2 separate regions of the Homo sapiens genome follow, and region 1 is linked to region 2. Evidence: chromatin contacts called from ENCODE Hi-C or POLR2A ChIA-PET data. All regions are on one chromosome and are shown on one strand. Each heading gives the region's core, a stretch centred on a gene start or an enhancer-like site at or near the end of the contact. The rest is flanking DNA. Distances are from core to core; before and after follow the strand shown.

The links. Hi-C counts contacts between places; a loop is a spot of excess contacts on that map. ChIA-PET counts read pairs that join two places held with the same protein, here RNA polymerase II (POLR2A). Pooled maps may share reads with other maps.
Region 1: a map of ascending aorta shows a loop between it and region 2 (11-fold over the local background). The contact joins the promoter of XAB2 here to the promoter of GPR108 in region 2. A Hi-C loop is called at or near these places in 2 of 168 maps with a recorded cell type or tissue (ascending aorta and gastrocnemius medialis), 1 of 37 single-sample maps with no recorded cell type and 13 of 50 pooled maps. POLR2A ChIA-PET finds 5 or more read pairs at or near these places in 1 of 52 experiments (HEK293T).

Annotation. Positions count from the first base shown.
Region 1 is chr19:7,626,919-7,630,794 of GRCh38, reverse strand. XAB2 (XPA binding protein 2) reads left to right here and starts at 1,250. Exons shown (of 19, transcript NM_020196.3): 1 at 1,250-1,318; 2 at 2,497-2,645; 3 at 2,944-3,067; 4 at 3,355-3,552. The coding sequence starts at 1,268. It overlaps PET100 (PET100 cytochrome c oxidase chaperone), which reads right to left and starts at 1,002. Exons shown (of 4, transcript NM_001171155.2): 1 at 935-1,002; 2 at 136-222. The coding sequence starts at 961. It also overlaps a transcript of STXBP2 not described here. RefSeq lists enhancers at 909-958, 1,219-1,338.
Region 2 is chr19:6,733,657-6,738,942 of GRCh38, reverse strand. It overlaps GPR108 (G protein-coupled receptor 108), which reads left to right and starts at 1,363. Exons shown (of 18, transcript NM_001080452.2): 1 at 1,363-1,486; 2 at 2,232-2,351; 3 at 2,985-3,035; 4 at 3,239-3,321; 5 at 4,636-4,760; 6 at 4,889-4,938; 7 at 5,030-5,098; 8 at 5,269-5,286. The coding sequence starts at 1,367. MIR6791 (microRNA 6791) reads left to right here and starts at 2,165; the gene lies at 2,165-2,231. RefSeq lists enhancers at 1-706, 839-898, 2,339-2,488, 3,012-3,780 and silencers at 1,389-1,448, 1,549-1,718, 1,867-2,028, 2,394-2,548.

The sequences.
Region 1 (3,876 bases), core at 1-2,500, 890 kb before region 2:
GAGCCAAAGGCCTCCAGAGCCCCACATCAGGGCAGGGTCGGCTTATGGGAGGCAGACATTAGTCCCCAGCAGACTGCTGCCCCACACCCTCTCCCACCCCTGGAATGAACCCTCAAACACTCCTCTTATGCCCACCTTGCGCTGTATGACATCGTCCTCAAACCACTCGGCCTGATTGGAAACCCAGAACATAGCCACAGGGAAAGTGAGGTAGATTATCATCTGGAATGGCAGAGGGTGGGTGAGGTGAGCTCCCCCCAAGCAATGTGCAGAGGCTCCTCAGAGCCTGGGGGACCCATCCTACTGCAGAGTCCAGAAGCGCCTCGTTACGGCCGACCCAAGAATCCCAGAACTCCCACCAAGGGTACAGAAACCTCGCACCCTAAAACCTAACTCCTATAATCCAGGAGGCCTCATTCCTGAAAGTTCCCTCTGAGCTGGAGTCTTCCTCTCAAACACAGACAGACACACAGACGCCCCAGCTACAATCAAAAGCATCTCCTCGAGACCTCATTACCCATCCCCACTTAAGATCCCGGGAGCACCCCCAAACCCAGGAGGCGTCACTCTTCAACTCCACTTCTCGAAGTCTAGGAATCTCCCTGTCATAGACACCCACCCACCACGAGCCCGAGAGCTCCCCCAGGATCTTAAGTCTTCCTTCTTTAGAGCCCCCTTCTCAGCTCACCCCTCTCTGAGGTCCTTCCTCGGACCAGCCCTCTCACAGCCCCCAAACCCAGAAGCCCAAATCCGAGAACCCCCCCAGCCCAGCGTCCCCTCTCCTGGATTTCCAACCAGAAAGGTTCCTCTCAAATCTTAAGAGCTTTCTCCTTGGAGCTCCCTCTTCCTTTGAAGTCCCCCCATTTCCAACCTCATCTTCAGATCCAGGAAGATCCCCTGCCCAGCCTCCCAACCCACTCCTGTGTCCACTGACCCGAAATATCTCCAGCTTCACCCCCATCTCGTTTCTCCCGGTCAACAAAGCCAGTTCCGCCCAAAGCCGACCCTCCAGCAAGACAGAAGCTCACTGGTGTTTTGCACGCTCCATTGCTGAAGCTGATTGGCCAATGTGTATCCTGATGGCGCATCTTCTGGCGCCTCTATTCTGCTTCCGGTCGCTGGCGTCGTCGAAAAGAAGTCAATAACGTGGGCCTGTCCGTCAAAAATGATTTAACCAATAGAAAACGGGTCTGGCTCGGAGGGGCGGGCCGTCAGTGGTAGACGTCATAAGCGCGCGACTCTCTCCTGTACCTGGGCATCCAGAAAAATGGTGGTGATGGCGCGACTCTCGCGGCCCGAGCGGCCGGACCTTGTCTTCGTGAGTCCACAGAGGAGCCGGGGGTGGCCTGCGTTGGGGCATTGGGACCTGGACGCCGCAGGGGATCGAGGCTGGGTCGGCAAGGAGATTTAGGCCGAAACTGCCAGGCCAAGGTCTGGGAACCCTAATGGGCCAGAGACCGGATCGTCATGTCCGCACCGAACTGTCCAGGAGTAAAAATATGGTGTTGTATCTTCGGGTCTGAGTAGAAAACCACTGTCGAAGGGAAGCGTCTAGCCTCCCGAACCAGGGGCGGAAATGGGGGCGTGCAGGGAATGGGAGAGGAGGAAGATCGCATAACTGAACCTTGAGAGGTGAAGATCGGTGTCTGAAGTAAAGGCTTGCTTACGAGGCCAGGGTTCTGGTTTCTGGGATGAAGGCTTGGTTTTCTGGATAGCGGTCTCTAGGCCTGGACTGCAGCATGACAGTTTCTGGGGTGGTGGCCAGGCTAGAAGAACCCTGGTGATGTGGAGCTTGTCAGGCGATGGCCAGTGAAATACTTACTCTCTGGAGTAGAGGCGTGACATCTTCACCAGATTCTTGGTGTGCAGAGTTAAAGGCTTGGCTTCTGGTGTATAACTCCTCCTGTGAGATAAAGGCCTAGCTTTTAATTTCTGGGGCAGAGTTGAGCTAGACGCTGGCTAGTGGGATCCTGGGGGCGGGGCTAGTGGCTTGGAATCTGGACCTGAGAGCCCTGGTGGCTGGGGTAAAGATCTGGTCATCTGGGCCTGGGGTGGAGATGGGTCAGATGGTGACAGTGGGAGTCTGAGGGGCCAAAGGCCTGGTGTCTGGGAAGAGGCACGTTTTGAAGAAGTGGGGTCTGGTGTCCAGGACTGGCATCTGGGCCAGGGCCTTGGTATCTAAGGAGTCTGACCATCTGGGGCAGAAAGCGAGTGGTGATGCGGACTCATTCCTGGCCCAGAGCCCTAATGACTGAGAAGTCTGATGATTTGGGTTCGATTTTGGGTAGTTGAATTCTGAGGGGTAAAGGTCTGGGCCACTGTCTTGGTGTCGGGCATCTGGTTTGGTGCCTGGGCATCTGGTGACCTGACTTCCTTGGTGGGTGGTGGGATCTAGGTAAAAGTCCGGAGTTTGGACCTGAGCCCCAGCAGTGGGATGGTGCTGCACACAGGCTCTGAGGGTAGGCCTCTCTTCTTCCCATTCCCTGGCCCTGGCAGGAGGAAGAGGACCTCCCCTATGAGGAGGAAATCATGCGGAACCAATTCTCTGTCAAATGCTGGCTTCGCTACATCGAGTTCAAACAGGGCGCCCCGAAGCCCAGGCTCAATCAGCTATACGAGCGGGCACTCAAGCTGCTGCCCTGCAGGTGGGAATGGCTCCAGCTGCCCTGCCCACCAGCCCCCACCCCACCTGGTCCAGTTATAACAAAACTGCCAAGTGGGTCCCGGGTCCCGGGTGATTGCTTCGTGTTTCATCACTGACCTGTACATCCCTTGATGGGTCAGCACACCTTCTCTGATGTCCCAGTCTGTCCCTGTCATTGCTGAGACATGTCACCCCTCCCACACCCCTTCTTCCCACATTTGCCAACTGGGGCAGGGCAAATGGTTCTGGGGGTGTCCATAAAGCTGACCGATCAGCATCTGTCCCCTCCTATTCCCCAGCTACAAACTCTGGTACCGATACCTGAAGGCGCGTCGGGCACAGGTGAAGCATCGCTGTGTGACCGACCCTGCCTATGAAGATGTCAACAACTGTCATGAGAGGGCCTTTGTGTTCATGCACAAGGTTTGGGGCTCGGCGAGGGGATGAATCGGGAAGTGGAGCTCAGTCCATGGTGGTGGGTGGGGCGGGGACAGGGGCTGGGCTCAGCATGTTAGGGATGGGGGCTTGGATTCCTGTTGCTTCTTTGCATGGGAAGTTGGGCTGGACTCAGTCCTGGAGCTGGGGGTTTCTGGGTCCCGCCGCATTTATGTGGTGGCCCCAGGTGTGGCTCAGCCACAGGACATCGAGTGTCTGTGGCCAGGCCATGGAGTCCGTGGCTTAGCCCCAGCCGCCTCTCCCCACACCCCCAGATGCCTCGTCTGTGGCTAGATTACTGCCAGTTCCTCATGGACCAGGGGCGCGTCACACACACCCGCCGCACCTTCGACCGTGCCCTCCGGGCACTGCCCATCACGCAGCACTCTCGAATTTGGCCCCTGTATCTGCGCTTCCTGCGCTCACACCCACTGCCTGAGACAGCTGTGCGAGGCTATCGGCGCTTCCTCAAGGTGAGCCTAGCAGGTGCGCTGGTTCCCCAGGTTAGTTTCCAGAAACGGCCTCACTGTGACACTAGCTCCGCGTAGGATGTCACCCAGCAGACGGGATGTGGGAAGAGGCTCCTGGAGATGCATGTGTTTTGTTGTTGTCCGTGATTCATGTCTTTATTTTCCAAATAGTTTGTTCACACTGGTTTCACATTAGGCATAGCGATGGGTGCTGAGGACAGTGTGACTAAGACACTCCCTGCCTGCACGGAGCTTTTAGTCTAAGTAGGAAGACAGATGCATATGAGCTGATGGCATGAACTAGAGTAAAACCACAGCCATGAAGAG
Region 2 (5,286 bases), core at 114-2,613:
GCCCTGGAGAAGGGAAGTCTGTCACCTCTCCCATAAAAGTCTGTTCACACCTTGTAAATCCCTTTGAGGTGCTGGAATGAAAGAGGAGAGGAGGCACTGGGGATTCCCACTCCCATTCTCTCCGGGCTTTGGCGCTTTCTCTGCAGCCTCAGACAAGGCTGGGCGTCTTGCAGGGGGGCCCTTGGGTATACGTTCCCCTTACACAGAGCACCCAGGCTCCCAGAACAGAGAGATACAGCTGAGCCCAGGAGGAGAGCCTTGGGAGCCCACACTGGGACTGATGTCTCTGCTGAGACCTGGCCCCACCTGCTGGTGGCTTCTGAGCTAGAAAATGTCTGATTGCAGTTGGGCAATTGAACCCAGTGAGTTCTGTGGCTAGTCTCAAATGGGGGCTCAGCCTAGCAAAGTTCTGAGTTCACCTCTGCTCAGAGACTCAAACTGGAATTGGGGTTCAGTCCAGGTCAGCACCACCGTGGGGATAGGGGATAGAGGCCAGAGGCTTAACCAGAAGGATTAGCAACCCGGTAAGGGGTCAGGTCCAATCTGGAGTCAGGGCTAGTCCAGATCGGTGGCCTAAACCAGAGATTAAGCCTCAGTGTGTGGTGTGGGGGACGAGGGGGTGTCAGAGTTTCAGGCTGAAGTTAGGACTCAACTTGCAGAGAGGGAGTTCACCTGGGGTCAGAGTTCAGCCCGGAGTCCGGTCTAGCCTGGAATCTGGGGGTGGGGCTCCAATTGCCTCACTCTGGAATAAAAGGCTTAGCCTAAGGCTGGGGTCTCAGCCTGGGGTCATAGGTCATCCTAGGGTCAAACTTTAACCTGAGGCCAGCTTTAGGCCTCTCTGTGGACCAGGAAGATTAGGAAAACAGGTCAGGCCTGAACAGATGCGTGTGTTTACCAAAAGCCTCAGCTCTGGCTGGGAGCCACATCCCTGGCTCAAGAAGAGGAAGTCCGTCCTTGGGGATACTGGGAAAGGTAGTTTATTTAATGCTTTGTGGCCCTTGTCTGCTCCCGCTGCATTCTGGGTAATGTAGTCCCGGACAGTTAAGAGTGGGTGGAGAAATTCCGCTTTAAGGGCCGGATATCAGATCCATGACAATTGGTTAGATAAACTGCTCATTAAATCACATCCGGACAATCTTTATAGCGATTGGTGAGAGTGAGCTGGGGGTTAAGCGTTATCGGCTCTCCCATTCGGAACCGGTGCTGTCCGTCGGTGACGCAAGCAGGCGGGCTTGCGGAGAGGCAATTGCTGATTGGTTGGCGGACTGGAAACTCCGAAAGGCCGGGCCCCGCCGTGCGGCGATTGGCTCATCGGTGGGCGGGCTTGGGCGCCAGAGGCGGAGTCGGGGAGGAGGTGGCTCCAGAGATGGCAGTGAGCGAGAGGAGGGGGCTCGGCCGCGGGAGCCCCGCGGAGTGGGGGCAGCGGCTACTTCTGGTGCTGCTGCTGGGTGGCTGCTCCGGGCGCATCCACCAGCTGGCGCTGACGGTGAGGCCCGCCGCGCGAGGGTCTGGGGTCGGTGGCGCAACTTTGTCTCGGAGAAGCCCCCTGGCTTGGAGTGGTCTCGTCCGCCCTCCCCCGTCCCCGAGGCGGTGGAGTGGTCCGGCGCCCCCCGTTTCCGGGCCCGGAGTGGTCTCGTCCCGGGATCCCCTTCGGTCCTCCGGATGGAGTTGCCGGGTCCGCCTCGCTGGGGTCGGCCCCCTCCCTTCGGGGGCGAGGCTCCATCTCTTGGGGACTACACCCCCCTTCCCCCCAACTGGGTCTTAGTCCTTTAAATTCTTGGAATCACTTTTGGGGCGCTAGAGACCCTGGAGCCGCACAGCGGGGTCCTGGGGGGCTATAGAGTGGGGTCCTCTGGGCACTTAATGGGATTTGGGGGGTTCTGTTGAAATATTGCTGGGAGCTCAACTGGAATGTAAAAGTTCTTCGGGAAGGTGAAGGTCAGGCACGCCGAGGTGAATAACTGTTCTCCGGGCGGTGCTCACCCCAGTGGGGAGACTTCCAGGTGCCGCAGGATCTCTGTTCCTGGGTTCTCAGAACAGAGGTCGGAGAATGCAGGACCACCCTTCCCCTGCAGGGAGGAAGTCCCTCTCAACTTTCTCTTGTCATCCTCTGGGCCTGTCCTAAATAGAGGGGTACCAGGAGGCCCTTCTGGAGGTCCTCGTGCCAGACCCCTGGGGCTGGGCAGGCGGAAAGAGGTCTGAACTGCCTCTGCCTCCTTGGTCTCCGGCAGGGGGAGAAGCGAGCGGACATCCAGCTGAACAGCTTCGGTTTCTACACCAATGGCTCTCTGGAGGTGGAGTTGAGCGTCCTGCGGCTGGGCCTCCGGGAGGCAGAAGAGAAGTCCCTGCTGGTGAGGGACCTTGAGGAGTTTGCTGGAGGAGAGCACGGTGCAATCCCCCGGTTCTGGGTTCCCAGCTCTGCCGCTACCCATGTGATCTTGTACAAGTCCCGTCATCTCTCTGAGCCTGTTTCGTCATCTGTACCTGGGAGTAATGATGTCTTACACAGGATGTGCTAGGCACTTTTCTTAAGACTTGGGGGACAGGCGGGGCGCGGTGGCTCAGGCTTTGTAGTCCTAGCACTTTGGGAGGCCAAGGTGGGAGGATTGCCTGAGGCCAGGAGTTCAAGACCAGCCTGGGCAACATAGTGAGAACCCCGTCTCTACAAAAAGTTTTTAAAATTAGCCGGGCGTGGTGAGGTGTGCCTGTAGTCCCAGCCAGTCGGGAGGCCGAGGTGAGAGGATCGTTTGAACCTGGGAGTTCGAGGCTGTAGTGAGCTATGATCCTGCCACTGTATTCCAGCTTGAGAAACAGAATGAGGTCCACCCACCACCCCAACTCTAAAAAAGAAAAAGAGCGTGTGGGATCTAGCACATGTTAGGTGTTCAGTAAATGTGAGGTTAGGTTTCTATTGCTACTGAAAGGGATAGCTGGGAGGTCTCTACTGTCCCTCACACCCTCCCCTTTTTTTTTCCACCCACCAGGTGGGGTTCAGTCTCAGCCGGGTTCGGTCTGGCAGAGTTCGCTCCTATTCAGTGAGTGGAGGGCATGGGGAAGACGGGAGAAGGGGCTGGAGGGAGGGGGTAGGGTCTGTCCTCTGCATCTGTAACCCAAGGGCCCCTGTTCTTTGTCAGAGGCAGGAGCAGGAAGATCCCGTGGGTGGACAGGGAGGGAGACAGGGTGGAGCTGGACCAGGAGAGGAGTAACCAAGACTCACTCCCTCCTGCCCACCCCCCAGACCCGGGATTTCCAGGACTGCCCTCTCCAGAAAAACAGTAGCAGTTTCCTGGTCCTGTTCCTCATCAACACCAAGGATCTGCAGTGAGTTGGGGACCGGGGGCTCGCTCAGATCCTTCGTCTGCGTTTCCCTGGTGTGATGCCCACACGCACCTGGGCTGATCAGGTGGGATGAGAAGCAGAGAGAGAAAGCCACTTACTTTTTAGTTTTGCCTTCAAGTCTTCTGATTGTTGGAAGGAAGGAGAGAGGGACTCCGCGGGTGTTGGTGTCTCAGGGCAGAAGACCCGGATACAGAGGGTTGTTGTGAGAATGAATAACAATTGTTCGCACATGTTGAGTGCTTCCGGTGTCCCGGAGCTTTAATACACTAACTCACCCATTCCTTATCCTGTGATCATCTCCGCTCTTCAGACAAGAAAACTGAGTCCCAGGAACTGGGATTCTGGGGCCAGGGTCTGACAAAACCATGTTGCTTTTCTGTAGATAAAATGTTTTCTTTTTAAATAATATACTTAGGGCCAGGCAGTGGCTTACGCCTGTAATCCCAGTATTTGGGAGGCCGAGGCAAAAGGATTGCTTGGGCCCAGGAATTGTAGACCAGCCTGGGCAACATGGCAAAACCTTGTCTTTACTAAAAAACCAAAAAATGTACAGGAATTAGCCAGGCATGGTGGTGCACGCCTGTAGTCCCAGCTACTCTGGAAGCTGAGGTGAGAGGATCTCCTGAGCTGGGGAGGTGGAGGTTGCAGTGAACCAAGTTTGCACTGCTGCACTCCAGCCTGGACGACAGATCAAGAGCCTGTCTCAAAATAATAATAATAATAATAATAATAATAATAATAATAATAATAATAATGTAGGGCTGGCCATGGTGGCTCATGCCATTAATTCCAGTGCTTTGGGAGACTGGCTGAGCCAGGAGGATCACTTGAAGCCAGGAGTTCAAGACCAGCCTGGGCAACGTAGGGAGACCCCTGTCTCTAGAAAATTTAAAAATTAGCCAAGCATGATGGTGTGCGCCTGTGGTTCCATCTGCTCCTGTGGCTGAGGTGGGAGGATTGCCTGATCCCAGGAATTTGAGGCTGCAGTGAGCTGTGATTGCACTACAGCGCTCCAGCTTGGGCGACAGAGCAAGACCCTGTCTCTAAAGAAAAGAGAAAAAGAGTAGATTGATGTCATGGGAAATGACGAATAACTGCGGATGCAGGCAGCACAGGAAGGCGGCAGCCTCCTTGACCGGTGGGAACCAAAGGCTGAAACTCAGTGATAACTGACTCGACTGGACCCCGCCCCTCAGGGAGGACACGCAGAGGGTCCAAGGGGCCACTGAGTCCTTTGCCGGTGCCTGAGCCAAGTTCAGCCCCCCAGCCTCATGCCCCACCCCACCCTCACCCCAGGGTCCAGGTGCGGAAGTATGGAGAGCAGAAGACGTTGTTTATCTTTCCCGGGCTCCTCCCGGAAGCACCCTCCAAACCAGGGCTCCCGAAGCCACAGGCCACAGTCCCCCGCAAGGTGGATGGCGGTGAGTCAGGCTGGCTGTGCAGACGGGGGTGGATGGGCAGGTCTGCCCTTTGCACTCCCCATGCCGTTTTCCCACTGCCCCTCTATCCATCCATCCATCTCTTAAAATCACTGCCCGGTCTCTTACAGGAGGGACCTCTGCAGCCAGCAAGCCCAAGTCAACACCCGCAGTGATTCAGGTTTCGGGGAGGCGGGGCAGGAGGGAAGATGCACACCCCAGGGCCCTGCGGGGACCCAGAACCAGCTGATGGAGGGGCTCTGTCCCTTCAGGGTCCTAGTGGGAAGGACAAGGACCTGGTGTTGGGCCTGAGCCACCTCAACAACTCCTACAACTTCAGTGTGAGTGTTTGCAGCGCCTGCGGCCCTTCCGTCACCCCAGAGCACGGGACCCCCAAGCTGAGCCCTCCTGCAGCCCTACCATCGCCCCAGACCATGGGACCCCCAAGCTGATTGTCGCCCCAGACCACGGGTCCCCCAGGCTGAGCCCTCCTCTCTCCCCGCCCGCCCAGTTCCACGTGGTGATCGGC